2 separate regions of the Homo sapiens genome follow, and region 2 is linked to region 1. The links are chromatin loops, found by intact Hi-C in ENCODE. Cell type or tissue: OCI-LY7. All regions are shown on one strand.

Evidence for each region. A loop is a pair of places that touch in the nucleus more often than their neighbours do. Peaks named below come from ENCODE experiments on the same cell type or tissue, not always from the same donor. Only the 100,000 strongest peaks of a DNase experiment are listed, where the experiment ranks them.
Region 2: it touches region 1 in a loop (2.8-fold over the local background); 2 of 110 quality-filtered maps call a loop at or near these places.

What each region holds. Positions count from the first base shown.
Region 1 is chr3:140,753,355-140,761,354 of GRCh38, reverse strand. No RefSeq gene overlaps it. Among named protein-coding and RNA genes, the nearest start is that of TRIM42, 79 kb to the right of the region's middle. In OCI-LY7, a CTCF peak has its summit at 7,004; DNase peaks (open chromatin) are centred at 4,524 and 6,914; H3K4me3 peaks cover 3,297 bases; H3K27ac peaks cover 4,350 bases.
Region 2 is chr3:140,812,526-140,820,525 of GRCh38, reverse strand. No RefSeq gene overlaps it. Among named protein-coding and RNA genes, the nearest start is that of SLC25A36, 130 kb to the left of the region's middle. In OCI-LY7, no CTCF peak of the experiment used is centred here; a DNase peak (open chromatin) is centred at 3,955; H3K4me3 peaks cover 944 bases; H3K27ac peaks cover 1,085 bases.

The sequences.
Region 1 (8,000 bases):
CCTCCCCAGCCATGTGAAACTGTAAGTCCAATTAAACCTCTTTTTCCCCGCCCCCGAGTCTTGGATATGTCTTTGTCAGCAGTGTGAAAACAGACTAATACAGTTTCCAAATGGAGGGGGCTGTCTGGGTTGTGAGTTTTGCTGAATCAGACCACAATTCATGGATCAGTACAGATCTATTAGGTGTTGCATGGGCTCCCAGTGCTGGACAGGTTGATGCCAGGGACATAGGCTACATAACCCTTTCCTATGAAGAGATTATATCTTCTTGATGATACACATACTTACCTACAACTGACAGCACAAAACAAGAATTTTTCTCCAATCACAGGCTTCAAACATGCTCTGTTGTTTTTCCTTTTCCTACCCCTTGACAACAGTTCAGGCAGATCTTGTAACGTGGTCCTGTCAGCTACAATGATGGTCATTTTGACAGCTGGGAATCATGTTCAGGCAGCAAATGGTCCTTGGGGTCAAATTGCAACTTCAGCCTCCCTCTCTCCCCTCTAAAGCTTCTCCCTCTCCCCAGCTCAGCCTGGCCTGTGTGTGACTCAGGACTTCTTTCATTCTCTCTTCGTCATTAGGATTTTTGGGGGGTGGGCAAGAGGAGGGAGAACTTGAAGAAAGGGGTCAAAGCCCCTGTACTTAATGGGCTCCGCTGTTATGGTTCCTTCTTTGCTCACAGGGGCTGGCTACGGATGGTTTTTAGTGCCAGGGAGGAATGTGCTTGCTGTCTTGCAGTTACATGTGTGGGTTTTTCAGAAGCCTCTCAGGAGGGTGCCTTACCACCCAGATCCCTGGCCTCCTGGTGAGGCACTCCCTGCCTGGCCTCTTGTGGCTCCTGTCCCCAGCTCCTGCCCACAACACAGTCCCTTCCTGCTGGGGCTCCTTGGCTTATGGGAGGTCCACCCTTGCTCCTCCAAATTCTATGGCTCTCTTTCCTCATGGGCTACTCTGCTCAGCCTCCCACCCTCAGAATTCTCCAGCTGAGATCCAGGAGACTATGCCTTCTCTCCCCTAAAGTACAGGCAACTCTTGTCCAAGTCTCCCAAGAAGAGTGTCCCCACATTCTTTACTGGGGCAGCCCTAGGACAGGACAGGGATTTCTGCAGCTCGGCAAGCATCTGGCTGGGGAGGATGGTCAAGCTCCCTTTCTGCAGCATCCTGCATCTCGCTGAGTGTTGTCCTAAGAGCCCTTCTCACCCGGCCTAGGTTGGACAGGAGCACTCATCTCCCCACTTCTTTCATAGCCATCTCCCCCAGGGACTCTTTCTCTCATTAATGACCTCCTTTGACTTTCTAGTCTGTGTATAAGGAGAGGGGAGTAGTGGGGCAGGCTTATAGGACCACTTGGTTGTTTCACCGGGGCCTGTTATGGGGTGGGGGGAGGGGGGAGGGATAGCATTAGGAGATATACCTAATGTTAAATGACGAGTTAATGGGTGCAGCACACCAATATGGCACATGTATACATATGTAACTAACCTGCACATTGTGCACATGTTCCCTAAAACTTAAAGTATATATAAAAAAATAAGCATTTGGTACTCTCTTTATAATTAGGGGCATTTAACACTAAAATCCTCAGGCACGGGGTTGTGATTCTGAGCTGGGCTGGAACATCTCATTCACCCTTCTGTCTATGCACAGATGAAGGGAAAGCATCAGAAAACACATGGCAATGGACTTGACTTGGGGGTCTCTGCTCTGCCCATTAGGTGTTATAAGATAGGAAAGACAACAGGCTTGGAGTCTTAAGACTGCAGGATCAGGGCCTGAACTGAGCCTTGAGGGAATTTTTTTTAACTTGAAAAATTGCATTATAAAAGTTATACATGCTCCTTATACAAAACAGCCACAAATAAAATCAACCTTCCTTCCCTCCAGTCTTGCTTCTCTAAGATAACCTCTCATGACAGTTTGCTCTGTATACTTCCTGCTTTTTTAAAAAATGCACGTATAAAAGCACATATCCAAACCACAAATAAAGCACACAGATTTTTTTCAAGAGCACCCCATGTGTATTGGCTTGAAGGATTTCGAACAGTCGTTTTCAAATATTTGTGTGCTTCCTGTCCCTGACCTGGAGAGACAGGGCTGCCAGGTATGACTGTGCAGGCTACACTCTGTCCAAGAGTGCCTGCCTGAAGGATTTAGTGGGCCTGAGAACCAGCCCGTGTTCTGTTGCCCAGCCACACACCCTGGCTATGTGCATTTGGAGAAGGGGCACCGGAGGGAGGGAGGCCTTTTCCTAATTACAGCAAAGGCACTGGATCTTTGAGAAAGTTCCTGGTTAGTGAAATCAGAGAAGGAAACTGACCAGTCTAATGCCAGAGCAAGGCTATTGTGTCACCCAAGGCCATGTGTGTAAAGAAGCAGGTGGACTCTATACCAAGGACACATGAGCTGTGAGGTCAGGGACCTCTGGGAACTCAGAAGAACACATGCTCCTGCCCTCTGGAAGCTGACAATCCGTGAATGGAGGAAGTCACACACCTGAAATGTATGTGAACAAAAGTCAAACGGAGTGTGGGATGCTGTTGGTATCTTAGATCCATGCTTCTGTCTGGGGATATGCTCTTCCAGGCTTTCTGATGGTCAGTGTCACTGCCCTGCTCAAAATCCTTCACTGGTGTGTCTTCCATCACCTTCAGGAGAAAGAAAACCCAAACTTCTTTCCAGGACACGTGAGGAGAGACCTTTGAGATCTGACCCCTGCCCCTGGCACCAGCCCCATTTCCTGGCCCTGGGGTGCTTCCAGGATCCTCTCCCTAACATGCACCTGCTCTCACGGCTCTGCAACCTCTGGCGTTGGCACATGTTGGTCTCCCAGTCTGGATGTCCTCATGGCCACCTGCCCCAGGTGCTCCTCTCTCTCTCTGGCTAGCACTGACTTAGTTCCTAACTGTGGTGATGCCCATGTGGTTTGGGAATTTCCTTCCAAATACCGTCTTTAATCTTCCTTGTAGTTTAAGTGGAGTTGGAAACAGTGCAGCTGGTAATAGACTGTGTCGTATTCATTCATTCCTAAAACTTCACAGGCCGACAGAAGTGAGAAAGGAGGTCCAGATAGCCCCGCCTGGGTCTCAGAGAGGGAGGGCTTCAGGAAGACATATTGAGTTTTTGTGCAAATTAAACTTTACGTGCAGTGACAAACCATTACATGCTCTGTTGAGGTAGAAAATGGCATTTTTCTCTAAGCCCTGTTATGTTTGAAAGTTATTTGAATAATAGTATACTTGTACATCCAAATCAATTTCTTGTTAGAATAAGTCTACTTTTGAAAAACAGTCTTTCAGGACACACATATTTAATCTTGATGGAAGATCATTTCATTTTCTGACACCATTCAGCTTCAGTGTTCAGTTGTAGTTGGAATTAACACAAATAAGCTCCTAATTGTGTTTTGTGAATCAAAACCTAGAAAAAAATTAAATCTTCCTCAAAAAGAAAATATATTTCATATATATGGTGCCCTCTGGATACCGTGGAAAGCCTGAGGTTGTCTCAATCACCTGAGCAGGTTAGACTTTTTATGCCAGTGTTTGCTGCCAGTGATGGATGAGTTTTCTTTCCTGAGGAATGTGGATGATGAAAAATAGTGACCTCTTTGCTTTCCACAGGGCCCTTCCATCTGCCCATGCTGCCCCCATCTCCTGATTTGTGAAATTCATCAGGTGTGCACCCTTCTAATGGCTGCTCCGATGAAAACAGTAAAAACCCATCAAGCCAGACCAAGAGGAGTGACCTACTTATATCAGATTGTGTTAACTTTCTGTAAGTGTGCATTTTCTGCCCTGTTCTCAGCTTCTTTTGATAGATGATGTAGGGAGCTGATCAGTGAAACTCCTCTACAGTATTTATCATAGCTTGTTGGTGAGGATATTGACACTAAATCAGTGGACCCTGTTTGAAGAGCCACATGAAAATTTGAAGGCTTGAATACAAGAAAGGCTTTGTTTCATCCAAGAAACTGCTATGCTTGATTTTCCATGGACAGATTCAAATTCATAATTGATTGTCTTCTTTTGGCTCCCAGGAATCTCAGAGTCATATTTGCAGTCCAGCCTTTCACCCTTGTCTGACCCTGTGAACCCCATATTTATGTATGCTGTCTCTTGATTCATCTTTCTACTTTATTTACACTAGTTTCTGATGTTTATTGGATCTATATTTATATTCATATATCTAGCTCTAGCTCCTTTTATCAAGCACATAGAATGAGTGGAACCTGACAAGGTGCTAGCAGGAGACAAGTATTTATGTGTATTTATTCTTTTGCACCACTATCCCATCAGACCTGGTCTGTGGACACCACTCTTCCCTGCATCCAAAATGAAATTGCTACACAGTACCATAACTTTTCTTGTCAATCTTAGGTAAAAACATTCTTTGTTCACTTTCAATCACAAGAACAGTCTCATCTTCATAGTTTCAATGTTCACTTCTGAGCAGTAACAAAAATTCAGAATTGTTTTCAAGTTTCAACTTCCCCAGCTGTGAGTCTACTTCTGGATGTGAAACCTTGCTGGGTGGGGGCACTGAGGATGCAGTGAGCATTGACAGTCAGCCTCTGTTTTTCTCTGAATTGCTCTTCTAGCCTTCTCCACCCTCTTCCCCACACTGCCTCTTGCTCCTCCTGAGTAGAATGAAAGAAGGGGGTAGGAAAGTTCTTACCTGCTGGGGTTGCCTTGTCCTGAGAGAGAAGGCAGTTTTGGTCTTTTCAAAATGACCCATCTGGCTTCCATAATGCAGCCCTGGGGCTAAAACACAGGATGCACCTCTGTCCAGCTGTGGGTGGAAGGCAGTTTGCTCCTAGGTTGTTTCAGCCAGCTTCCCATGCATTCCTTTACACCTAGGTGGTGCAGCCATCTCTGTGCCTGTCACACACCAAAGACACAGGTCAAACTCCACAAATGTTTTTTGTAATACTCTTGCATTTTTCTGACTTCACAATTTGGCCATGGGCCAGTTTATTGGCCAGGAAAGAGTTGAGCACTTAGAGGGCTGCTCAGGAGGGTTCAGTGAAGGGATTGTGAGTAAAGGCGGTGTGGGCAGGGCAAGGACAAAAGATTGTGAGGCTCCTGGACACTAGCAGCATGCCCTGAAAGGGTTGGGAGAGGAAATAGTATATTGGATGTGAAAGACAGGCCACTGGATAGGTGTAGTGGCTCAGAGGAGCCATCCAGAGCCACAGCAGTGGCCAGGCAGGGGTGTGTTATGGGTTGAACTGTGTCGCTCCAAAGATATATTGAAGTCCTAACCTTTGGTATCTGTGAATGTGGCTTTTTTTTTCTTTTGAAATAGAGTCCTTGTGATGAAATCAGGACATAATAATTAAGATGAGACCATACTAGATTAGGGTGGTCTTTAATCCAATATGATTGGTGTCCTTATAATAGGAGAAGAGACAGACTCAGACCCAGAGAGGAGAACACCATGTGGAGATGGAGGCAGAGGTTGGAGTGATGCACCTACAAGCCAAGGAACACTGTGGATGGCAGCAGCTGCCAGAAGCCAGGAGAGAGGCATGGAGCAGGTGCTCCCTCAGAGTCACCAGCAGGAACCAACCCTGCTGACACTTTGATTTCAAACCTCTGTCTTCCAGAACGGTGATAGAATAAATTTCTGTTGTTTTAAGCCATCCAAGTCTGTGGTAATTTACTATGGCAGCTCTAGGAAACTAACACTAGTGTAGGATAAAAAATTTTCTCAACTCTGTCCCCTTGTTTTCTCTCATTATGATGCCTATCACTGGCCGGACCCAACTGGAAGCTGGAAAGCAAGGGAACTGTGATGTGGTCCCTGGAGGTCAGCCTCTAGGTGCAATGCAGAGCAGAGAATGGATGGAGGGTGACTATAAATGGAGAATAATCCAGGCTTCTATCTTCTTCAAGTTCAGAGTCAGGTGGAAGATGACATGAACCCCAAAGGCTCTGGAGAAACTGCTGTCTCGACCCCTCTTTTCCACCCCTTGCACCTGGTTCTGTTGTGAACACAAGCAGGCTGAGAACACAGCTTGTTCCTCAAAACTGCATCTTGGACAAGAAATTGACTTTCCCCGGGGAACAATGTTATAAACAGGCGAGGAGTGGTATGTGCGTGCCGAAGAAAGAGATGATGTAGAAGTTAAAAGGCTGGAGAACAATAAACATGAAAAGCAGTTCAACGTCATTTGTAAGCAAGCCAACTCAAGTAAAAATAACACTGAAATGAATTCATTGCCACCCTTCAGGTTGGCACAGAAGGATGTGATGGCTGTCTCCCAGGGCTGGTGAAGGCAGGGGGAAGAAGACTCACTCTCTACTGCTGCAGGACTGGTTGTGGATTCGGTGAGGCGTAAAGACCCCAGCACAGTGCTGGCTCCCTTTCTCTTCCTGCTCAGCTCCTTTCCCGACATCTGCAACTTGCATTGTAAAGCAAAAGACAGGGAAAAGTCAAGGTTCAGCATCAATGTCTCAGTGCTGTGCAGTGTTATTTGCATAAACCTTCCCATTCACTGATGGAAACCCCTGGCATGTTCATGCCAAGCATTCTTAGCAGTACACATACCTGGGGCAGATCAAGTGCTATCATGAGAAAATTGACTGCATTAAATCACACAGGTCTTAAGGGAAGTGGAAGGGCAGGGTGGGAACTGATAGCTAAGAACAACATTTGCACCTTATGACAATTGCCTCATCATTGTAATCCCATTGGGGAAACCTATACAAATATGACTAGTGTAGCTGCAGTGTGTGTTCTGCCCATAGCTCCTCAGGTATTTTCACCATTTCCACCTGTGCCAACCTGATGTCTGGTAACTGATACTTTCATCTTTGTTGTGGTTTGCCTTCAGAGTACAGAAAACCCCTTTGTCCCTGTAAACAGCCAGCAGGAAGTGCCTATGAATTAATCACGCTTAACCACTGACAAGTGGTTTATGAGTGTTGGTCAAGAATATTCAGCTCCCTGGCCAAAATAATTCTGAACCCTATTTTGTGCTATTTACCAGAGCGCCCCCAGGGGATTAAGCTTTAATCTTCCACTGTTGTAGCTGGCTGAATAATGGTTGCCTTCCCCTCCCATACCACTTGCCCTCCTTCCTACCCCTGTTCCTTGCACCTCCCTATAGGTGGCTTGTCCTCAGAGACTTGGCTCAAAGTCTGCTTCTGGGGCAATATAAACTAAGACAAGTGGCAAGCGAGGCCTGCTTAGCCCATGTTTTCCAGATATACATTTTGAGACTCAGGGACTGGGCTAACTTTGGTCACTTGCTCCTTGTTTTTTTGTGTTAATCCATCACCAACAGTTGCACAGCTCATTCATAACATCCACATAATGAAATCATGTATCCAGCAAGGGTTGATAGGTGTAAATTATTAACAGTTATTAAATACTTTTATTATACTCACTTAACTACAGCAGAAAATGGGGAACTAAGGATAAGTAACTTGTCAGGATCACACAGTAGGTGAAGGAGCCGGATTTCAAACCCAGCACCTATATTTTGAACCCCCATTTGTAATGACTGTACCATACTGTACCCTTAATAGAATGATGCCTGCTCTACTGTTTTGTGTCAAACCTTATTGCCATTCTTCTTATAAGTCTTTTGTTTCATGTAAGTGAACAGAGAAATAAACATACAGGCCCATGGGGATGTAGATGGCCAAGTGAGAGGGAGGCTAAATAGGCAGAGCTCTCTAGAGTTCCCATCCCTTTTCAACCAAGAAATTCCATATTCATATGTTATATGAGTACATTCTCTATAGGATGTCACAGGGTACTGGGGAAGTGTTTGGCAGCCACCAGTGTGGTAAGACATGACCTATTTTGCACTGTAGCTCTGCGGGGACTCAGGTGTGGAAATAGAGTCTTCGGATGGGGGTGTGGGATCACTAGGAAGCCATAGGAGGAGCAGGAGATGAGGTTACTTGTATCAGAGACTAAGGGACATTCAGAGCAAGAGAGGCTGGTGGGTTTAAAGAGATATTTGGGATATAACATTTCAAATACAG
Region 2 (8,000 bases), 59 kb before region 1:
CTCAAAGCGGGACCAGCTTTGGTACAATTAGTGCCATTGAACTTATCTGAGGGATCAAACTCAGACCACACTTTGGCTTAGTTTTTTTCCTCTCCCCCCAACCCCTTCTTTCCTTATCTCCCTTCTTTGAGGGCATTCCCCAGTAAATCACTTGAACAAGAAGCCCCATCTTAGGTTCTGCTTCTAGGAAGCCCAACCTAAAACAGTTATTATGCACAGAAATGTGAGGACCTAGTGCTAAGGAGACAGGGTAGGAGGCTCTGCCATGGTTCAGGCACACAATAAGGCTATGACCTGGGGAAGTGGCAGTGAGAAGAGAAAGAATGAGAGAGGTGCCAGAGACATTAGAATGAGGCGATCTGCGAGGAGTCCCTATATGACTGGGTAGGGGCTGAAGGAGGAAGCAAACATGACTGATGTTTTAGGTATAGGTGAGGATAGCACATGTGGTGATACTCACATTAATGGGAAGGAGGATTCTTCACTTTTTCCTTTTCTACCTCTGCAAAGGCAACCACCTCTAGCTCACTTCTGTCCTCACTGGGCTTGCCTCTGGGCTCCTGCTCCTGCTTCTCTCTCCTCCCTGAGTTGTTTTGGGCTCACAGTTGTTCCCTGCCTGGCAGAGTCTCCATTCCTCAAGTGTGCTACATCTCTCTAATCAGATGATGATTTCCATGTCTTCAAGGACTGTGCTGTATTGGTTACTGTATAGAGGTCCATGTGTGTTTTTCGTATGTAAAGGGAATTTTTAAATGTTTGTCACAGAGAAATAGGAACGCTTTTACACTGTCGGTGGGAATGTAAATTAGTTCAATCATTGTGGAAGACAGTGTGGCGATTCCTCAAAGATCTAGAACCAGAAGTACTATTTGACCCAGCAATCCCATTACTGGGTAATACAGTATATAAAGAATAGAAATCATTCTATTACAAAGATATGTGCACACATATATTCACTGCAGCACTATTCACAATAGCAAAGACATGGAACCAACCCAAATGCCCATCAATGATAGACTGGATAAAGAATATATGGTACATATATACCATGGAATACTATGTAGCCATAAAAACGAATGAGATCATGTCCTTTGCATGGACATGGATGAAGCTAGAAGCCATTATCCTCAGCAAACTAATATAGGAACAGAAAACCAAACACTGCATGTTCTCACTTATAAGTGGGAGCTGAACGATGAGAATACATAGACACAGGGAGGGGAACAAAACACATACTGGGGCCTATTGTGGGGAGGGAGAGCATTAGGAAAAATAACTAACGCATGCTGGTCTTAATACCTAGTTGATGGGTTGATAGGTACAGCAAACCACCATGGCACATGTCTAACTATGTAACAAACCTGCACGTCCTGCATGTGCACCCCAGAACTAAAAATAAAAATTGAAATAAAAAAATTTGTTGATTAATTAGTACCTTTGCTCTTAAAACACTGGTGTGCCGTAACAAGTCCTCCCTGGCTGGGCTGAGGGCTTTACATTTATATAATGTCATTACCTGCAGACCTTGGTTTCAGGACCGTGAAGTTACTTATTTTGCTTATCAACTTTGTTGAGAAATAATTTCTGTGAGATAAACCACATCTATTTAAAGCATACAATTCAATGAGTTTCGTCAGTTATTTGCACTTATAAAACCAGCATCACGATCAAGACAAAAGCCACTTGCATCATTTTTTTTGCCTCTTTGCATTCCATCCCACCTTACCTCTGGGCCCACACAACCACTGTCTTTTTTTTTTCTTTTGTCACTATAAATGGTTTGTATTTTCTGAAACTTAAACTAAAACAAGTTGCATTTTATGAAAATGGAATCATCCAGTATGTATTCTTTTTTTTTTTTCAGGTATTTATTTTTTTAATTTTGTTTTTATTTTCATTTTTATTTTCGAAACAAGGAGTACATGTGCAGGTTTGTTATATGGGAATGTTAAATGATTCCGAGGTTTGGAGTATGGATCTTGTCACCCAGGTAGTGAGCATAGCACCTGATAGGTAGTTTTCTAACTCATCCTCCCCACCAGCCTCCCACACATAAACTTTGCAGCAGCATGGATGTAGCTAGTGGCCATAATCTTAAGTGAATTAACACAGGAACAGAAAACCAAATACCTCAAGTTTAGCTTGAGTTTAGCATATTATGTCCGTATGTGCTCAATGTCCAGCCCCCACGTACCTCAGTGTTAAGTGGGAGCTAAACACTGAGCACACATGGACACAATATGAGAATAATAGACACTGTGGACTACTAAAGGAATGAGTCACTTTCTAAGTCAACAAATGATGCTAGCAGAAGAACTGTGGAAGAAGAAAAGTTATATCTTTAAAATGTACCTTTTTTTTTTTTGGAGAATAAATTGCTTCATCTTGATCATGTTGGAAGAGGTCCAATGTAATCTACTTGCCACCTAATGTTTTGTAGACCCCATCCAGGGGAAGTTTGCCTCTGCTCTGGGCTTAGATTTGATATCTTCTGTTGGTAACCTCAGAATTAGAGAATAACAAAATCAGGTTTAGTGAGAAAAAGTCATTTTTTTTCTCATTCACTGCATAATATCAAGACAATAAATTCTCTCCAGAACATACTATGAAAGAAAGCAGACTTGCCTTACCCTGTGAGAAACTTAAACCATGCATATATATGCAGACATTGCATGTCTATGCAAAAACAAACTGATTCTGCTTTTGTTTGTTTTGATTGAAAGTATATGTTGGATTAATAATGCATGCCAGGTGTTAGGTACAGTATCATTCTGCTCTAACAATAGTATCATGTGTAGAAATGCAGCAGCAATTGGTATCTTACAATATGTATTCTTTTGTGCTAGGCTTCTTTCACTCACCATGATCATTTAGAGATTCACTCATGTTGTTAAGAGTATTAATAGTATTAGTAGTCCATTTTCTAAGTTAAAATTTTCATTTTGACATAATTTTAGATTCATATACTGTTGTAAGAAATAATACAGAGGGCCCTTGTGTACATTTTACCGAGTTTCCCCCAATAGGTACATCTTATAAAAATACAGTACACTATTACAACCAGGATATGGACAATGGTACAGTCAATCACTACAAGGAAATAAATCTCTCAGTTGCTCTTTTCTAGCCACATCCACTTTCATCACACCCGCTGCCTCTTTTTAAAAAATAGGCTTTATTTTTTAGAGCAGTTTTAGGTTCATAGCAAAATTGAACAGAGGGTACAGACATTTCCCATATGCCCCCTGCCCCCACTGACATGCACAGCTTCCCCCATTACCGACAGCCCCCACCAGAGTGGTATATTTGCTACAACTGAAGGACCCATATTGATACATTTTTATCACATAAAGTTTTTAGTTTACATTAGGGTTTATTCTTGGTGTTGTACCGAGTTAGGAGTTGGGTCTTTACTCCAGAGGTGAGGATTGGACACTGGACCAAATTGGGGACTAGCTAAAACAGAGACTGGGCAAAAGCAGCTTTCCATAAGACATGCTCACTGGTATGCCATATTAGTTTACCATTGCCATGGCAACATCTGGGAGTTACTGCCCTTTTCCATGGCAATGACCTGACAACCCAAACGTTATTACCCTTTTCCCAGAAATTTCTGCATAAACCATTTCTCAATCTACATGTAATTAAAAAGTAAGTATAAATATGACTGCATAGCTGCCCCGAGCTGCTACTCTCAGTAGCAGCTGCCTATGGAATATCCCTGCTTTGTAGGAGCAGCCACAGAGCTGTAACACTGCCAGAGCTGTAACACTGCTGCTTCAATAAAGCCGTTTTTTTTTCTACCCTATCACCAGCTTGCCCTTGAATTCTTTCCCAGGCAAAGCCAAGAACCCTTGTAGGCTAAGCCCCAATTTGAAGCTCACCTATCCTGTATCAGTATATTCTATGGGTTTGGACAAATATGTAATGACATGTTTCACCATTATAGTATCATACAGAGTAGTTTCACTTCCCTAAAAATTTTCTGTGTTCTGCCGGTTCACCCCTCCCTCTCCCCTACTTCTGACCCCTGGCAACCACTGATCATTTTATTGTCTTCATAATTTTGTCTTTTCTACAATGTTATATAGTTGGAATCATACAGTGTGTAGCCTTTTCAGATTGGCTTCTTTCACTTAATAATATGCGTTTAAGTTTACTCCAGATCTTTTCATGGCTTGATAGGTCATTTCTTTTTAGTGCTGAATAACATTTTATTGTCTGGAAGTACCATGGTTTATTCATCCACTCTCCTACTGAAGGCTATCTTGGTTGCTTCCAAGTTGTGGCATTTATGAATAAAACTGCCATAAACCTTCATGTGCAGGTTTTTGTGTGGACATAAGTTTTCAATTCTTTTGGGTAATACCAAGGAGAACCATTGCTGAATCATATGGTAAGAGTATATTTACTTATTAGAAACTGCCAAACTGTCTTCCAGGGTGGTTGTACTATTTTGCATTCCCACCAGCAATAAGTGAGTTTATTTGTATCCTCATCAGCATTTGGTGTTGTCAGTGTTCCGGATTTTGCCAGTTTAATAGGTGTGAGTGGTATGTCATTGTTGCTTTAATTTGCATTTCCATGATGACATATGATGTGAATCCTCTCTTCAACATGCTTGTTTGCCATCTGTATATTTTCTTTGGTGAGGTGTTTGTTAAGGTCTCTGGCCCATTTTTTAAATTGGGTTGTTTGTGTTCTTATTATTGATTTTTATGAGTTCTTTGTATATTTGGGATCATAGTTCTTTATCAGGTATTTGTTTAGCAAATATTTTCTCCCTATCTGTTGTCTTCTCATTCTCTTAACAGTGTCTTTCACATAACATTTTTAATTTTAATGAAGTCCAGCTTATCAATTCTTTCTTTCATGGATTGTGCTTTTGGTGTTGTATCTAACAAGTTACTGTGTAACTCAAAGTCATGTCTAGATTTTCTCCTATGTAATTATTTTCTATGTAAATAATTAGAGTTTATAATATTTTACTAAATTTAGATAATACAGAAAAATAAAAATCATTTGCAATCTCTAACATGACTCCTACAAAGATCAAAGATAGTAGGTCTGTAAAAATAATAGATATTTGTTTTTTAAAATTGGACATTCTATAAATATTCTTTTATAATGTATACTTTCCATTTAACAATATATTTTAAGCATTTAAATATGTCATTCAATATTATTAACATGATTTTCATTATTGTACAGTATTTTATCAATCCTTATGTTCATTCAGTTTGCCTTGAATATTTCAGTATTATAAATAATGCCTCAGTGAAGGATCTTGTACATTATCCTCTAGGGGTTTTATAGTTTTGTGTTTTACATTTAAGTCTATGATCTATTTTGAGTTAACTTTTGTGAAGGACGTAAGCTCTGTGTCTAGATTAATTTTTTTTGCATGTGGATGTCCATTTGTTGCAGTACAGTTTGTTGAAAAGATTATATTTTTTATTTTATTTCCTTTGTCCCTTTGTCAAAGATCAGTTGACTATGTGGACTTATTTATGGGCTCTCTATTTTGTTCCATTGATCTATTTGCCTATTCTTCCACCAGTTCCGCACTGTCTTGATTACTGTTGCTTTTACAATAAGTCTTGAGGTTGGGTAGTTTCAGTTCTTCAACTTTGTTCTTCAATATTGTGTGGCTATTCTGTTTTTTCTTTTCTTTCTTTTTTTTGCCTCTCCATATAAACTTTAGAATCAGTTTGTCAAGATTCACAAAATAACTTACTGGGATTTTGATTGGAATTGCATTGAATTTATAGATCAAGCTGGGAAGAACAGACATCTTGATAATTTTTTTGGTTTGGTTGTGTGCCCCCAGAATTCATATGTTGAAATCCTAACCCCAATGCGGTAGTTTTAGAAGGTGGAGACTTTGGGAGGTAATTAGGTCTTAGGGTAGAGCCTTCAGAAGTGGGATTAGTGCCCTTATGAGAAAAGACATGAATGATTGCTTCCTGTCTCTGCTCTCCAGCATATAAGGACACAACCAGAAGACATCAATCTGCAAACCAGAAAGTGGGCTCTCATCAGACACTGAGTCTGCTGACACCTTGATCTTGGACTTCCCAGCCTCCAGAACTGTGAGCATTATATGTTTTTTTTAGCCACCCAGTCTATGATAATTTGTTATAGTAGTCTGAATTTACTAATACAACAATATGGGGTCTTCCTATCCATGAACATGAAATATATTTCCATTTATTTAGTTCTTGTTTACTTTAATTCAGCAGAGATTTATAGTTTCCCTCATATAGACATTGTTTATATTTTGTTAGATTTATACCTAAGTATTTCAATTTTGGGGGTGCTAATGTAAATGATATTATGTTTTAAATTTTAAATCACACTTGTTCATTGCTGGGATGTAGAAAAGTGATTGACTTTGCATATTAACCTCATATCCTGCAACCTTACTATAATCACTTATAGTTCCAGGGGTTTTTTGTTGTTGGTTCTTTAGGCTATTCTGCATAGACAATCATGTCATCTGTGAACAAAGGACGTTTTCTTTTTTCCTCATCTGTATACTCTTTGCTTTCTTTTCTTGTCTTATTGCATTTTCTAGTACTTCCAGTATAGTGTTGAAAATCAGTAGTGACAGGGGACAACCCTGCCTTGTTTTTTTTATCTTAGTGGGGAAGCTTCCAGTTTCTCTCCATTAAGTTTGAAATTGACTGTGGATTTTTGTAGATACTCCTCATCAATTGAGGAAATTCTCCTCTGTTCCTAGTTTACTGAGGGTTTCTTTTTTTAATCATGGATGAATATTGGATTTTGTGAAATGCTTTATTTTGCATTTAGTTGTATGTTCATGTGACTTTTCATTTTTAGCCTATTCATGTGATAGAGTACATTAATTGATTTTTGAATGCTGAAACAGCTTTGCATACTTGGGATAAATACCACTTGGTCATGGTGTATAATTCTTTTTATACATTGTTAGATTTAATTTACTAATATTTTGTTGAGGATTATTGCATCTATTTTCATGAGAGATATTGGTCTGATATTTTTTTTCTCTCATAATACCTTTCTGGTTTTGATATTATGGTAATACTGGCCCTATCAAATGAGTTAGGAAAATTCCCTCTTGTTTCTATCTTCTGGAAGATATTGTAGATAATTGGTATAAGATATTCCTTAAATGTTTGGGAGGATTCACAAGTGAATACATCTGGGCCTGGTACTTTCTGTTTTGAAAGCTTATTAATTTTTGATTCAATTTATTTAGTAGATATAGACCTATTTGAATTGTCTATTTCTTCTTGTGTGAGTTTTGGTAGATTGTGTTTTTCAAGGAATTGATTCATTTCATCTAGGCCATCAAATTTGTGAGCATAGAGTTGTGCATAGTATTCCTTGCATATCTTTTTAATTTCCACAGAATCTGTAGTGAAGTCCCTTTTTCATTTGTGATATGAATAATTTTGTTCTTTCTTTTAGTTCCTCAGCCTGACTAGAGGCTTATCAATTTTATTGATCTTAAAAAAACAGCTTTTGGTTTGGTTGATTCTTTTCTATTGGAATCCTGTTTTCAATTGTATTGATTTATGCTCTAATTTTCATTATTTCTTTTCTTCCTCTTACTTTAGATTTAATTTGACCTTTCTTTGTACTTTCCTAAGGTGGAAGCTTAAATGATTAATTTTAGATCTTTACTCTTCTTTGTATATGCAATCAATGCTATAAATTCTCTGTAAGCACTGCTTTTGCAACATCTCAGAAATTTTGATAAATGTTTTCGCTTTCATTTGGTTAAAATATTTTTAAATTTCTCTTGAGATCTCTTCTTTGACCCATGTGTTATTTAGAAGTGTGTTATTTAATCTCCAAGTATTTTAGTATTTAGTATTTTACATTCTAAAATACCTTTCTGTTATTGATTTCTTATTCAATTCCATTGTGGTCAAAGGGCAGGCATTGCATAATTTTTATTTTTTTAAATTTGTTAAAGTGTGCTTTATGACCTAGAATATAGTCTGTCTTGA